Regions from separate parts of the Mus musculus genome. Here region 1 is linked to region 2. A link is a loop called in an ENCODE intact Hi-C map of the cell type or tissue named here. Cell type or tissue: heart. All regions are shown on one strand. Links, peaks and the distances in the headings refer to the core of each region. The heading gives the core; the rest is flanking DNA.

Region 1 (8,335 bases), core at 35-8,034, 56 kb after region 2:
AGGTCCTGATTGGGAGACTATTTTAGGAAGCACGTACCAAGTGGCTTGAATCACCTAACGCACCAAGACTGAAGTAGCTCTTGGGTTTTGTATCCCAGTTGCTGTGATAAAATATGGGACAATGAACTCAAAAAAAAAAAAAGAAGGAAGGAAGGAAGGAAGGAAGAAGGAAGGAAGGAAGGAAGGAAAGAAAGAAAGAAAGAAAGAAAGAAAGAAAGAAAGAGAAAGAAAGAAAGAAAGGAGAAAAGAGAAAAGGAAAGGAAGAGAAGAGAAGAGAAGAGAAGAGGAAAAGAAAAGAGAAAAGAAAAGAAAAGAAAAGAAAAGAAAAGAAAAGAAAAGGGTTTGTTAGTATTGCCAGTTTGGGAGGGTTCAGTTGACAGTAGGGTGGCTTGTTGCTTTGAGCTGGTGACCGTAGAGTATATCATAGCAGGATAGCACAGTGGAGAAAGAAAGCTTGAGGCAGCCAGGAAGCTGAAGAGAAAGAAAGGAAACTGAGTCCCCATATCCTGTTGAAGAGTATGTTCAAAGCTTTAACTTCTTCCCAGTGGAACTCACCAGTGACAGAGTCCATCACCCTGAACAGTGCCATGGGCTGAGTGGTGAAGCTTTCACTACAGGGGCCAGTGGGAGACATTCAGGATTGAACTCTGACAGAGCCCAAATCCCTTTAGCACCCAGCTCAGCTATCTCTAGCACTGGCTCCTCTACTTTAACTCTGCTCTTCTAAATCTTCTATTCCCTTTGTCCCTGCCTTGTCAGGCTGGTGCTCTCTGCTTATGCTCCTTTCAAACATACCCCTTTGATTCAGCTTTCCTTTGACTGTCAGATGAAGTAAATAGTTCTTTTCTCAGAGGAACTAGTCCACTCTCTCAGTTCTTGACAAAGTGAGACAGACTTTACCATGGGTCCATTTGTTTGTGACTGCCTTGGTTTCATGGTGTGTGCCTCATTTGTCTTCATACTTCACTTCGCATAGTTAAAATTAATGAAAAAACTATACACACACACACATGTATACACACTCACATCCTGTGTGTCTGTCCAGCAAGATGTAGTGGCCCTCATACAAACACATCGGCCATTTAGAATTAGTCAAGTTCCCTACTGCTTAAGTCTGCGCAGGAAACAGCTAACGTGTTTTATGCCCCACAATGCCTCTTGCAGATTGCTTTCTTACTCTGCAGCTTTCAGGAGCCGCTGCCGGGGTGGCAGGGTTCTGACTGGATCCACTGGTTCACTCATCGTTCCAATAAGCAAGCATGTCATGGGAACCTACCAGCTTCCAGCCAGTCTGTTCAGTGTTGGTCTCTCACTGCCCAATAGTGTGTCCTACTCTCACTTTTTAAATCTCAACATCTACTGCAGATTTCTAGCCCAGGGATCATAAGATTCCCTCTCATAATGGGCTTATGCTGATCTTAGTTCTGAAGATACTTCAGCCTTCCTGGCCTCTTCAGTGTTTCTCTGCTTGTCTACTAACAGGGTTCCCCTAGATGAGTCATCTTTTTAGAACACCCAGAAAACTAGAATTTTCCCAATCTAGACTCTAAAGGGAAAGATTTTGATACATTAGTTAAAATTTAATGAAAAAAAGTATACACACACACACACACACACACACACACACACACATTCAAGCAAGCAAACTGTTCCCAGCGGATGATGCAATTGCTAGATAGTATAGGAATAAGGGCCAAAATATGCGTTGGGCCTCTGAAGAATTTCCTCCTAGTGACCTAACCACTGGCCAGTGATGCTCAGCTCCTGGCTGTGTCCCTGAGCACTGGGTGGACCATCTGGAAGAAACACCTTAACCCCTTCGTCCTCGAGTTCCTCTTTTCTAATGATGGAGATGGCTGTCCTAAGTGCTCCTGTCTAAGTGTGTGAAGGCTCTCAGGGAGTAACAGAACCCTGGACCTGTGACTCAGTGCAGGGCAACTCAACCTGACCCCTCCTTCTCTCAGTCCTGCGGGGTGGGGGGCAGGCAGGAGGCACTGTGACCACCGTCTATCACTGGACTTGTCACTAAGTCCCCTAAATGCCCTGCAGGTAAGTTCTGATAAAGCCCAGGCTCTGTTTCTTTTCACTAATGTATCTCAGTGCCTTCCGAAATGCCCAGTGGCTTTATGTTCAGTCAGTATTCAAATTTACAAAATCAAAATTGCAGTAGAAGATATACTTCAGTATTTTCCTTGTTTGCAGAACATGTATCAGAGAAGCCCCTACCTGTTTCAGAAGTTTTAAATGTAGGCAGTCAGAATATTACTTGGTGTATAAGGAGTCACGCATGTTCACATTTTACTCTTGGGCAGTTAGATGCTCACAATGGCCCTTAATGCTATCCCTGAAGCTCAGAAAATTTAAATAATAATGGTATCCATAGTCAGATGAGGAGTAGGAATGTGGACTCTTGTCTGGTTACCCAGTGCTCAGTGGCAGAAACACTTCAAACCTCAGGGTATCATGGATACCAAGATAGTCCCTTCCTGGGGCATATTTTTTGGCCTCATCTATGTTCCCAAGTATTCTGGGGCTAAAGAAACACACAAGTGTCACCATCCCTTGTACTTTAGGCCACCTATGGATTGCCCTTGCCAGACCAATGTGTTTTAGACCAAACTGTTTGTGGTACTATGGGATGAGATGCAACCTTGGGAGGCAGGGTGTAGAGGGAGGAAGTTGGGTCATCGGAGGCAGGTCTCAGAGGGGATAATAGGACCCCAACTTCTTCCTCCCTCTCATTTTGCTTCCAGATGCACTGTGCTGCCACACATCCAGTCACAACAGGATGAAGCAGACATGGAGTAATCCCTCTGATACCAAGAACCAGCAAGCTTTCCCTCTTCTGAAGCTGTCTATTTTATTTTATCATAGTTATAGATGGATGACTAGCAATTCTTGCTTCCCAGTGCCATAAGGACCATCTCCTCGTGACATAACAAAGAATGTAGAATTCCTTCCCCCTCTGTTTGACCCCCAACTTGAAGTTCCATCCTTATTTTCCCTTATTTTAATTTTTTTTTCCTAAATTTACTTTATCTAACACTATTATCTCTGAAAATTTCTCCAAGTCCTTTTTGGGATGAGGTTAGCTCTCCGTGACTTCTGTATCTTTCCAGTTGAGAGTTAGAAATGGAGAGCCCAGAGCGGGGGAGGCAGGGACACCTACCCTGCAGCTGTTTCTGAGCTCTCCAAGAGCTCACTCTGAGTACATTGGCTGGTGAGCAGAAGCCACCAGACTGTGCTGCTAGGTCTATGGCTCCTTAGGGTGTCATCTCTTGGCATCTCTGTGGCCAATTTGTCCCACCCCCATATAGAAACCCTTCTAGGGCCTTTGCCTAGCAAAAGCTGATTTTCCTTCTGCTATGAGGGTTGTTAAATGGCTACTGTGTAAAAGACTGAGGGCATGACAGAGAAGACATGGGACTGCTTGCACAGTGATGAGACGTTCAGCCCATAGGGAACTGCACATCTAAAAACTGTGACAATAGCACCGAGAACAGCAGAGTCCACCAAGCCTGGTGCTGTGACCTTGCTTGGACTTGGAATGTGTCCTTTGGGTTCTTAGTACTACAGGGTGCTTCTCAGGGAGTTTCCAAAAGCTCGGCCACAGGGCCGGGATCAACTTTCACTTCCGTCGCTAGAATCATCTGCTCGATTCTCTCTAGGTTACATCATCCAGAATCCGTCTGTGGTTATTTCCCCATGAGCGGTAGGGAGCTCTGTCTGCACGTAGCTGGGTGGGGACTGGCATCCTGATTACCATGGAGTCTCCTAACCCAAATAAATCCTCACTTAAACAGAACGGAGCCCCAGCTCCAGAGCTAGGGACAACCCCACCCTGAAGGTCAGGAGGTGAGATTTGCTCATGTCTCCCCAGTTCCCCATACAAAGCTCAGGGTGGGTGATCAACAGCACTTCCATCAGCATGAGCCTGCAGCCTTTCAATGAAGCAGAGAGGGCCTGCCCTGTTCTGTTTTGCTTGCCTTTCCCAGTGCCTTTGAGCACAGATCTCCTACGCAGGAGAATTTATAGAATAGATCACCAAGCCCAACACCACTAACGCTCTGTAGAAGCCACACATATCCAAAGACCTGAGCTTAGTTCTCTGAGGGAACAGTGAGGGCAGATCAGGTCAACCCATAATACTATAAGGTCAGTTCCAACCCAGGGCAAACCTTGAGCGGAGTTTGGCCACGGAGCAGACAGACCCTTAGAGGGGAGGTGGAAATTCAGAAGTTATATGTCATAGTGGAAGGAATTGGATGAAAATACCAAATACTTGGGATGCATTTTTGCTGTTTTTTTTTTTTTTTTTCCAGCCAGGCAAATTTTCCATCCACTTTAAGTTTTACATTGAATGCAAATAGCATCACCAAGATGAAGGGCTCTCTGCTGTGGCTTAGAAGCCCATTCCCCAGTTATTCGTAGAAGACTGATGTTCTGCCCTGAACTCCGGCCGGGGTCAGGGTGAGTTACATCCAAGTTGCTGGGTCCTAAGATTCCTGAAGACCCTAATTGGGCTTCTGTCCTCCTAGCAATGGACTGTTGGCTAAAATAGCTCAGACCATAAAAAAAACAGACTGAGAATACTTGAAATAACCGCACAGCCACATATTCCATGCAGAGGCTAGTAAAACTTCCAAATTACACCAGCGCTGTTCTTCAAGGCCACGAGACCATAGAGCTGAATGGAAAAGGAAGGGATATTTTCAGAGCGAATTCAGTACCAATCAGTGTAAGTTTCCTTTATCCTCCTCAACAAAACCTCCTTGGAGCCTTTTGGAATAATTTATAAAGGTTGACTTCTTTTTTAAAATGACTTTTTTCAGGCCACAATAAAGCCCGGACTTTCCGTATTGCCTTTCTCAATATGACTAATTAAATATGTGGCTGGGAGAGAGGAGATCCCATAAAGCTTGGTGGTTCTGACCCACCCATTCTACTCTAAAATAACTCTGCTTCTCATCCGGTCTAGACCAACACCATGTTTCCCCCAGACTTCCAAAGAGCACTTCACCTGGCCTGTCTAACCCTACTTCTCTCCTCTCCTCTGTTCTCTACAAAGCATTCATTTCCCCCCTTCCAATGTACACCAGTTATGACCTCTTTCAGATTAGTACACTCTAGTAACTTCCCACTGCTACCAAGTTTAAACATCTTTCCAGAGCCTGGGGGCCCACAGCAGTAGGGTTCAGCCTTTATTGTGTGCCACTTATCTTCATACATGTCCTGGGAGGCTCTGCATTCTCTTCTGACTTGCCTCTTTTTTCATTCAATTCCATTTACTTCCTAAATCATGCTCACTTTCCAGGTCCTAGTTAGAAAATATTCCAGAATAAAAGCAATTACATCCCTATGTACACTTGGGGTAGTTGAAACATGGTACCCCAGAAATATATGTATCTAGGACCTGTAAGATATGGCATGGTTTGAACAAACAAATCTTGACAGATATAATTGCCCTACTTAGCTTTGACTGTCAACTTGACAAAGTCATTTGAGAAGGGAGTCTTGGTTAAAGTACTATCCACATCAAAATCGCCTTTATGTTGTCTTGGTTGTTAATTGGTGTTGAAGGGGGCAACCCACTGTGGGCAGCACCATTCCCTGGGCAGGTGGACCTTAGCTGTGTATGAAGTTTAGCTAAGCTGAACCTGTAAACAAGTCAGCAAAGCAGCATTCCTCCATGGTTTCAGCTTTAACTTCCTGCCCTGGCTTCCCTCAACGATGATTGGCTGACATATGAAGCCATTCTTCCCTGAAACCGCCTTTGGTCAGAGTGCTTACCATGGCAACCAAATGAAACTGGAACAGTAACCGCCTTAAAGATCGTGAGAAGAGATTAGCCAGGTAGGTCCTAAATCCAACAGTTAGGTGCCTTCTCAGAGACTAGAAGATCGGACTCACACATGGCAGAGACTAAGTGTGTTAATGCCAGTCTCACACTCACTCTTCTAATGGAGCTATTAATGTCACCACAAGGGCCTGATTTCTTTTTCTTCCCCCAAAGACCCCACTTTCAAATTCCATGAACACAGGACTCCAGGGATGATTCCCAAGCATGGCTTTTTGGGGAAGCATATTCAAAGTGAAGCAGTCCCCGGTTTTCTCAGCATGTGACTCTTAGAATCTCAGGGGATGTTTAAATGTCATGCAAATGCTCCCAGGGCAAAATGAGATCCACTTCCACCTTAAACAGGCAGAATGCAACTGGAAACACGATTCAGTCGGGCTCTGTAACAGCCCCTTTGGCCCTTCCACAAATGGAATAGTCCCTTGATTCCCCCCAATGAAATCTGTGCATTTCTAGTCTTTTTTATCTCAATAAAGTACATGACTTTGCAAAAGTCCAAGATTCAAGTAACAATCTCGTGTTCTCCTTTGCCACGACTCCCAACAGCCATCTTTGATAGTTGTATTTTCAGAATGAACCTCCATCCGGGTGGCCCACCTTCCTCACCTCCACACCTCTCCCTAAGTTCGGATGTTGTCCTCTGTCTTGGATAGCCTTCCTTCTGGGTCCACGGCTTCCTCTCACGGATGGCTTCTTACCCAGAGTCATTTTTCCAGAAATAAATCTAATCTCAACAATGCCCTGTTTAAAAAGATCCTTTAATGGATTTTCTTTTTTTTTTTTTAAATATTTATTTATTTATTATATGTAAGTACACTGTAGCTGTCTTCAGACACACCAGAAGAGGGCGTCAGATCTCGTTACAGATGGTTGTGAGCCACCATGTGGTTGCTGGGATTTGAACTCCAGACCTTTGGAAGAGCAGTCGGGTGCTCTTACCCACTGAGCCATCTCACCAGCCCCCTTTAATGGATTTTCAATATACTTAAAGCCATGACCATGGCTCCCAAGCTACGGTGGCTCTAGCTCCTGCCAATATTTCTATTTGCAATAATTCTATCTCTAAAAGCCTCTTCTGTAATCTTTGCACAGTATCCTCACTTGTCAATCTGTTGTTCCTTTATAGTTCGGACCTGTGCTCTGGGGACATTTGCAAGAGCTATGTTCTCTTCAAAAGCACTTGAAGAGATCCTTTCTCATAGTTGGTTCTATTCCACACTTTTCAGAAAGGACTCATCAACCACTTTGTAAATTGCAAGTAACTCCAGGGTTGGGGATGTAGCTCAGTTGGTCAAATACTTGTCTAGTGAGCTCAAATCCCTTGCTTTGGTTACCAGTGCAGCAGAAACTAGGTTTGGTGGCACATACCTGCTGTGATGGTTTAAATGTGAATATCCCCTACAGGCTGAGGAATTAGAGCTCTTCATCCCTAGCTGTAGGGAACACAGCTTGGAATAAGCAGTGGAGAAACTAGGATTGTCAATTGCTGGGGCCGCTTTCTTCAGCGGAAGGAAATGAATGATGACTGGAATGCCAGAGTGTAAAGTGGCCAATTAACCAGATGATCTTCTTGCTATTCTGTGAGCCTTCCTAAATCCCTCAATATCCTGAGCATTGTTTAGGCCCTAACCCTAAACTTTGTCTCGGAAATGACTAGAACAAGCCCCTCCTCCACCAATAGAATCTATCCTTATGCTTATCACAGATGCTTCCGTAGGCTCTCGCCTGAGCTCGGTCTGGCAATAGAATTCATTCTTATTGTAAAGGTCACAGAACCATAGGGTCAGTCCCTGGAGGTCTTGACCCAGTTTGCACAAAAATGGTACTGCCCCAAGTTTTTACCGTTATCTCTCTGTGGTCCATTTTCCCCACCAGTGCTGAGGAAGGTTTTAGAGGTGTGGTCTTGCTGGAGGAAGTACGTGCCACTGGTGGCAGGCTTTGTGAGTTTATCACTCCCTGTCATGCTCAGTTCACTGTCTCTACTCTGCTTGTGTTTAAGATGTGAGCTTTGGGCTCCATGCTCTTGGTATCACTCCTGTTGCCATGCCTCCCTCCTAAGATGAAGCCTAATCTTTCTGGAACCTTCAGTCCAAATATCCTTTTTCTTCTATAAGTTACTTTGGTGGTGGTTTTTTTTGTTTTTTGTTTTTGTTTGTTTGTTTGTTTGTTTTTTTATCATGGCAACTGATACACCTGCAATCCTACCACTTAGGAGACAAGATCACCAGAATTTCAACATCATTCTTGAATATGTAGTCTCAGTTTGAGGCCAACCAGCTCTAGGTGAGACTCAGTCTCACAAAAAGAGAGAGAGATGGGGATATGGAGAGAGAGAGAATAGAATAGAAGACAAGAGATTATTTTCACTTCCCACTGACCACCTGGAAGCTGAAACAAAGGTATGCATTAGTTTGCTAGAGTGCACAGGAGGGGTGACTAGAAGTCTAAGTCTACAGTAAGGGCAGGGTTAGCCCACTC
Region 2 (8,335 bases), core at 328-8,327:
GTTTTGTTTTACCTAGAACATGATCAACATAGTTGAGATCAAAGACATTTTTTTGATTTGGGAATAATAGAGGTTGTAATTTGGGAAAGCACAGACTTAAACCTACTTTAAAATGTGCCCGAGGCTTTCTTTCCAAAGAGGTAGCAGAGCTCACACCTGGTCTAAGTCCTAAGGGTCTGGAGACTCGTCGCTTGCTGGTGAGATGTGCTTGGTGCTGACAGAAGCCAAGCTGTCTTCCAAGAAAGGGATTGACCATGGTTTTAGACTTTGAGGAGTTGGGTATGGGGTTTTGTATGCAGATGGTCTGGAGAGGCTAACAACATTTCAAAGGTCAACTGGCATGTGAGGAGAAGTTGTCTATAGCCCAGGTCAAAGGTTCATATGCAAAAATTTGGGATCTGGTTAGCAGTAGCTTCTTGACTTTATTTAAGTGCCCAGAACCAAAGTTCTCCCATTTTAAATCCTTTCTTCCTAGATGATATGCATTTATCCCATGTGTTAGTTGGTGTATACTTAAACTACAGTTATTAACTGTTTGTCTCACATCGTGTATTTATTCATTCATTTGTGTATTCACAACCAAGGATTAAACCTAAGACCTCACAGGTTGCTCAAGTACGCTACCATTGAACTACACCTCCCAACAGTTGAAATCAAGGTTTAATATTATCCTTTATCTGGCAACACTCCATGAACAGAAAAGTCAGACTCTCTCTGGTCATGTTCAGCCTCAGAAAAAGAAAATACTATTATCAGTTTTGTGAGTAATCTTCCCGGAATGTTCTGCCTCACCCCCCACCCCACCCTGCCTTTGGTTTTTCAAGACACATTTCTCTATATAGGACTGGTCATTCTGGAACTCGCTCTGTAGACCAGGTTGGCCTCAGACTCAGAGATTCACCTCACTCTGCCTCCCAAGTGCTAGGATTAAAGGTGTAAGCCACCACACCCGGCTTTCAGGAATATTCTATAATGAACTTTGGTTTCTAGCAATCAGAGTTATCAGTCCCAGGACAGAATAACCTTCCACTTATAGTAATCAAAAAATCTGAAGGAGAAAAATAATGTTGCTTTTAACCATGAGATTTAACCCAACATAAGATTGTGGTGCAGGGCCGGGCAGTGGTGGCGCACACCTTTAATCCCAGCACTTGGGAGGCAGAGGCAGGTGGATTTCTGAGTTCAAGGCCAGCCTGGTCTACAAAGTGAGTTCCAGGACAGCCAGGGCTACACAGAGAAACCCTGTCTTTGGGGGGAAAAAAAAAAGATTGTGGTGCAGGGAAAGAAGGCCAGATTTTAGTTGGTGCTAGTTGGGAACTTCGCTTATATGCCTTAACTTCTGAGATCACCTGTCGGTAGGGAAATTAACCATGATACTCAGCTCACATGTCTGGTACAAAGCAGACCCACGTAGCTCAGTGTAGTCCTGGCCATCTTGGAACTCACTCTTAAGGTCAGGCTATAGATCAGTAGATAAGGGATCCCTTTGTGTCTAGATGCTTTAGGGTGATTTTCCTTAAAGGTTATCGGTGAAGATCTCTGCCTAGGACCAAAGGCCAGATAAACTCACTCTATCTCAAAACAACCTTCTGAATTTTCCATCAGGCAGTTTTACCAAGAACGCAAGTCAGTCTTTCAAGAATCTGATGGTCTCATTTAGCTCACCTCCCTTTCGTCTTACTAACTTTCACCCCGACACTTATTAACTCAAAAATAATATTTGTTGAATGCTTACTATGAATGAGGCAGGAACTGGGTAACAGGGCTGAACTGGAAGTGGAGCTGTTCTTGGGGAATTTGTATTAAGAATTCAAATATGGGGGGCTGGTGAGATGGCTCAGTGGGTAAGAGCACCCGACTGCTCTTCCCAAGGTCCGGAGTTCAAATCCCAGCAACCACATGGTGGCTCACAACCATCTGTAACAAGTGACTCCCTCTTCTGGAATGTCTGAAGACAGCTACAGTGTACTTACATATAATAAATAAATCTTTAAAAAAAAAGAATTCAAATATGGGGCTGGGTGCGGTGGTGCACAACTTTAATCCCAGCACTTCAGAGGGACAGGTAGACAGATCTCTGTGAATTACAGGTCTACAAAGTTCCAGGACACCAAGAACAATCTATGACATATGTAAGGGATTTTCAGTGATGATAAAGCCATGTAAGAAATTAAGCAGGAGTGACAGATGCTAGGGGAAAAAGGGAACGTCACTTCACACAGGCCAGCTGGCCTCATAATAAAACTTTCTTTTACCTACTAGTGAATTTGACTCAGTTAAGATGATCAAAGTAAGCCGGGCATGGTTGCACACACCTTTAATCCCAGCACTCGGGAGGCAGAGGCAGGCAGTTCGAGACCAGCCTAGTCTACAAAGTGAGTTCCAGGACAGCCAGGGCTACACAGAGAAACCCTGTCTCGAAAAAACAAAAACAAAAAAACAAAACAAAACAAAAAACAAAAAAAGATGATCAAAGTACTTTAAGTCTGCACTCCAATAGGAAGGTTGTCAGACACCTGAGCAGAAAACAATAACCCTCAATTTGGAGTTCACTTGATAAACTCCAGCACTCGGTTGATAGTACACTCTTTCAGAGTTTATAGGTTTGGCTCTTTCTACTGTTCCTTGGTGAAAGCTACATGGGAAAAGTAAGAAGTGCAGTGTGTCTTGATACCAATCATTAGCTTTGGTATTACAGACTCCTTTGAGTGAATGTGCATACGCCCTGGGCTCTGCAAGCATCGGGTGCTTTTTATCCCTATTGAGAGGTGAAATGCGAATCCAAAATTCAACTGATTTATCCTGGGATACCCCAGGTCAGATGCAGATAAAAATCAAGGCTGGCGATGTCTAACGGCTCTGCGCAGAGCTGGCTCCTTGGTATGGCATGAGGTCCTGGGCTCAAGCTCCAGGACTTCAGAGAAGAGACAAGGGGTAGCAGGAAGAGGGAAGGACAGAAACAGATGCTAAAGATGGTTATCTTCTCCCTGAGCCCAAACCTGTTTGTACCACCTCCACTGTTTGCCCAACCCTGCTTTTGCATTGTCGAATCGACTTTAAAAGGGACTTAAGCGTGGCACAAGGAGTTGGGTATGTGAAGGAACTTGGACATAACCGCTTCACTCTGAAGTACAAACTCGAGAGTCCCGAGGCCCCACTTTTGCCTTGCAGATCACACATCGACCATGCTAACTAACCCTCAGAGATAATTATCAGCCCATGATGCTGATGGGTACCAGATAATTCTAACGTGGTCTTGGCTCTGTCTTCTGAGAAGCTGCTCGATGTTTCCTGCTTGGGCCTGGCAAGCTTCACAGGGTTCCTAAGAAGAACCTCTACTTTCCTTTGTCCCTCCCAGAGAGGCGATGCATTTTCACTTCACGATGATTAAAACCCAGCGGCCTACGATACTATATTAGTTCACCCAGGCTTCTCAGAATCGTGTGTTAAAATCGAAACTGAAACATCATGGAGGTGGGAAGGTCTACTCATTAGAGTAGGTGATCCTGCCAGTTCCTGTAGAGCTATTCTGAGTGTTGGTGCTATTAAAAAAATAGGCATGAGATTCATGGTAGATCTCTAGATAAGGCTGTTCTCCTAAACAAATTTTGAAGAAATAATGGATTTGTAGACCATTAAAATTTACTGAGGACTAAAAGGAGAAATAACAAGGTGTCTTCATGTTAAACTTTGCTGCAGAGGTAAGGAGCCAAGAACTATTTTGAAATGACTCTCTGACTTAATTGTTCTTCACTCTCATGCCAACGTGTGTGTGTGTGTGTGTGTGTGTGTGTGTGTGTGTGTGTGTGTGTGTTAAAGTACTGCCACTTTTCTGGGAGAGAGATGAACTATTCGCATAGGCTAGTGCACACACTAGGAGGCTCTCTACAGCTTCCCCATCCTACCTTATCTCTTTGAAGTTTGACCCTGCAGCACAACTGGACTCCATCCTCCTTTAAATCATCCACCCCCTGGATACTGCCTGGTGGCATCTCACTGACTCCACTGGTTGGATATTCCTGACAAAAAGACATAAGATTGCTTGTGTTCCTTTCTCTAGCACCCGCTCACCTTGAATCGGTCTCCACCGTTAGACTAAAGATCAGGTGCCCCGGATACAACTTTGAGCTTGAGGTTATAGGCATTTATTTATAGGCCAGAAAGTTTCCTTCCAATGTTCGTAGTCAACAGATAGGAGTAGTTTAAAAAGATATTTGGGGGCTGGGGCTGGGGTTCAGTGGTAGGGTGTTCACCTAGCGTGTGAAAGGCTCCTGGCGTGAATTTCACACACACACACCCATGCACATACACACACATACACACACACCACTGCTTCCAACAAACAAAGAGAGCCTTTTTAATAGCTCATCTTCACTGACTGTCAAGGGATTGTTTTCTTCTGGAGACACTCAACCGACATGGAATTGAGCTCTGCCCATCTACAAATCCCCTGTAGGGTTTGTGAAACAAGCCATAATCCCCCTCATGAAAACACACACTGGCTATTTATGCTCATGCTTGGTCCAAATATTACAATTGTTTCTGGATTTCTGCCACATTCCTCTCGAGATGGTCATTTGGGAGAGTTTGTTTATAATGTGTGTTTTGAATGAAATTTTAAAATTCCAAGACCACAGGATGTAAGACTCAATTGTGGGTTAAACTTCATTTTTGCATTCCCCCCCCCCCCCCCAAAGAGGGCTTACTTACATTACAGCGGTGAACAGTGAATAGAAAACAGGGCAAAGGTATGTTTTTGGTTTTGTTTCAGGGATCAGTATTTGAAAGACTATGAAAAGCACATGCTACCTTGAATGATGAGGGAAAGTTGTTTCGAAATGGCCTGTGGCATTCGGTTGTTGGTTCAGGTGAATTAAAACATTAAGTGAGTTTATAGGAACCAGAACAAACAGTTTCTTTAGTGCCTGTGTGAATCGTGGCGTTAAAATCACAGACAAAACCCCTGAACTCCAAGATTGCATCTCTCTCCTCACACAAAGTCAAGCTTATTGAAATGAACAGTGGAACAGAACTCATTCAGAAGTTGGAAAAGAAAAGCTAAATTATAAAAGCTTTTCTAGGATTCCTTCTTTTCTGTTCAATCCTAGACTTGTCCCTTATGTCTTTGTTTATTTTCTAAGCTGATGCTAATTCTAACCGTCTGTCTGAGATTTTATGGGAAAATTTCAACTTTTAAATATAAATTAAGGTTTCTTGTATTTAAGTACAACTTGAAGTATTTTTTATTTTTTTGGGTTTTTTTTTGTTTGGTGTGTGTGTGTTACGAATGATAGACAATAAAGTGATGTGTCTGGCTTTCATGATTTTTCTGCTGGGCACCTCAGCCTTTGACGTTTGGATCTATTGTTTACTTCTTGGTACTTATGAGGTAAGGTACCATAGTGGATAAAGCCCTTGGAAATGAAGGCCCCGGTCTGAGGAGCACCTCGGCCACCGCTTTCGGCTGGATTTCTCCCCGCATCTCTGAGGGGCACCTCAGCCACTGCTTTCGGGTGGATTTCTCCACAAGCTGTTTCGGTTTACTTTCTCTCCATAAATCGGACGCACGTTCGCACGCGCACACCAGCGATTTCTATGACATAGCCTTTCTGGAATTCCATAAACACAGGATATCCAACATGGGCTAACCACTTGTCCAGAAAAGAAAATAAGCAGACGGTTGCCCACAGAACACAGCTTACATTCGGGCAGCAGAGTCCGCCAAGAAGCGATTGCATTGAGTCTCTGTCTGACTGATACTCCAACCTGGAAAGCGACAGAGTGCTTTGCAATGGCTGTTTCTTGTTAACAGAATGACTTACAGCCTCCGAATTGAGGGCTTATTTGATTTTTGACCTTGATCATCAGAGAGGGTGTTGTAGAGGACCACTGCAAATACTGTTCCTCTTAGGTACAAAGGAAAATGCTCTACTTAGGAAAAAAATAGGATAAAAACAATAAAATAATAAAACAATTTAATGTTTAATAAAATAAGACATTTGCTATCATATCAGGTGGACATATTTAGCTGTTCCTCTCTGACAAGAATCCTCAAAGCCTTTATAAAACATTAGGAAATAAATACTACCCTTCTTTGCTAAACTATTGACTAGTTTTGAGCTTAACACAGTCCTAAAATAAGAACACCAGCAGCAATCCCAAGCTTAGCTTCAACAGTGGAGTTTTATGCTAAGGTCTCCTCTCAGCTACTTAGTGCTCTAAATAAAGGGGGTTGGGAGTAGCAGCCCTTCCAGAAGCCAGGCAGGTTGGACTTGACAACCTTGCATTCCTATAACTACAGTGGGAGATCACTTTGCTAAATGTTACTCACTTTTTCTGGTCTACGGGTGGAGTTACTGAAACTGCCAATTCTAGGGCTCAGACGGTTCCTGTAAAAGCAGCCTTCAACGCATCGGAAAGACTTTCCTGGAGGAAGGAGCGCTGGCTCCATTTGTCTTTCTGGATTTACTGGGCTCGTTAATTCAGGTGCTCTGATAATGGTGCTAAGTGGGAAGAAGCCATTTTCTCAATTATCCTCGTCTGATAAGCCTTTTGGGAGTGCAATGAGCTACTGTCATTATGTAATTATGCCGTCCTTCTAGTTTCATGCCATGGGCAAAGCTCTGCAGCATCACGCCTTGGGTGTAGACCTGGTTGAGCAGCCCTTACCCTTCCACTCTAGTCTTCTATCTTCTTCTCCTGCAGTCCACCTTTCATAGCACACCTGCTTTTGTCTGCTTGTTTGGTCTTTTGGAAATAGGGCCTTACTGCTAACACAGCTTAGCCTGAAACTCTCAATTCTCTGACTTCAGCTTCTCAGTTCTGGGATCATAGGTGTGTGTGTCAACTATCCCAGATCACCAGGTCATCTGGGATGATCTTTCAAAAATATGAGTCATGCCTCACCACCATGCCCTGATTGACAGACAATCACATCTTTTCACGTCCTGCAGCTTTCTTCCAAGATCAGAGCAGTTGATTTGTCCAGAACGGGAGTTGGTAGCCAGAAGATATTGTGGTCATCAGTGATCTTTCATTGATAGCAATTGCATGATATACTATTCTAGTGTGATTCCACCAATAGTGAGTGTAATGGCACAGCCAAGGCTGAGAATGGGACATCTATCTCGTCAGTAGAAAACTTTTTTTTTTTTATTCGAGACAGGGTTTCTCTGTGTAGCCCTGGCTGTCCTGGAACTCACTTTGTAGACCAGGCTGGCCTCGAACTCAGAAATCCACCTGCCTCTGCCTCCCGAGTGCTGGGATTAAAGGCGTGTACCACCACCGCCTGGCTGTCAATAGAAAACTTATGTTCATCTTTAAGAAGGCCCTGCCTTCATCAAATGGGAGGATGCCAGTGCTGAATATATTGGAGGGATCTCTGGCATTTCTACTACAACCGTGAAAGCTGGACTCACTTGAAAGCATGGACCCAAAGGTCCAACATTTCTGCCCCTAAGCTGATTGATGCCCATATCTAAAATGTGTGAGTCATGGTCACTAACAGTGCTTTTTGCACCACCAATTGCTTAGCATTTTAGTCATCAGTGACAGTTTTGGCAACATGAGGGAATTCATGACCATGGTGTAAGATATCAACTGGTCCTTAGAAGACTATAGGTGACTCCATGGAAGGGACTAGAGCATTATTCTGGCAGCTGCTGGCACGAACTAGCCTGGGAGCCAGGTGATCCCTGAGCTCAGTCATAAACTCTGAACAGGCCACTTGTGGATCCGACCTGACATGTGGACTAAGCTTTTTTAAAAGGTAGTGGCATGGCTGGAGTGGTGGCTTAGAAGTTAAGAGCACTGGCTACTCTTCCAGAGGACCTGGGTTTGATTCCCAGTGCCCAATGGTGATTTACAACCATCTGTAGCTTCAGTTCTAGGAACTCTGATGCCCTCCTCTGGCCTCCTTGAACACAAACATGCATGTAGTGCTCATACATACAGACGAGACTCATATGCACATAAAATACAAATCTAGCCAGGCAACTGTGGCACACGCTTTTGATCCCAGCACTTAAGAGGCAGAGGCAGGTGGATTTCTGAGTTCGAGGCCAGCCTGGTCTACAGAGTGAGTTCCAGGACAGCCAAGGCTACCCAGAGAAACCTTGCATGGAAAGGTCTTCTAAAGGGCACACTGGTCTACACTAAGAATCATGTTGTATCCTGAGATTTTAACAGTGACATCCACCCACTCTTTTGATGTTGGGACTGACTTTGCCCTTAATACAAACTATCTCAAACATATTGCCAAGTTTGACCATGCATTTGGTGCATCAATAGAACTGCAGAGTTTATAGTTGGCATGTCCTTCAAGGAGTTACACTGC

What was found. Hi-C counts contacts between places; a loop is a spot of excess contacts. Peaks named below come from ENCODE experiments on the same cell type or tissue, not always from the same donor. Only the 100,000 strongest peaks of a DNase experiment are listed, where the experiment ranks them.
Region 1: it touches region 2 in a loop (1.8-fold over the local background); 2 of 42 quality-filtered maps call a loop at or near these places.

The regions. Positions count from the first base shown.
Region 1 is chr5:53,505,008-53,513,342 of GRCm38, reverse strand. No RefSeq gene overlaps it. Among named protein-coding and RNA genes, the nearest start is that of Gm40304, 38 kb to the left of the region's middle. In heart, for the core only: no CTCF peak of the experiment used is centred there; DNase peaks (open chromatin) are centred at 1,762 and 3,692; H3K27me3 peaks cover 2,693 bases.
Region 2 is chr5:53,561,784-53,570,118 of GRCm38, reverse strand. It overlaps a transcript of Rbpj not described here. Among named protein-coding and RNA genes, the nearest start is that of Gm40304, 19 kb to the right of the region's middle. In heart, for the core only: no CTCF peak of the experiment used is centred there; no DNase peak of the experiment used is centred there; H3K27me3 peaks cover 260 bases.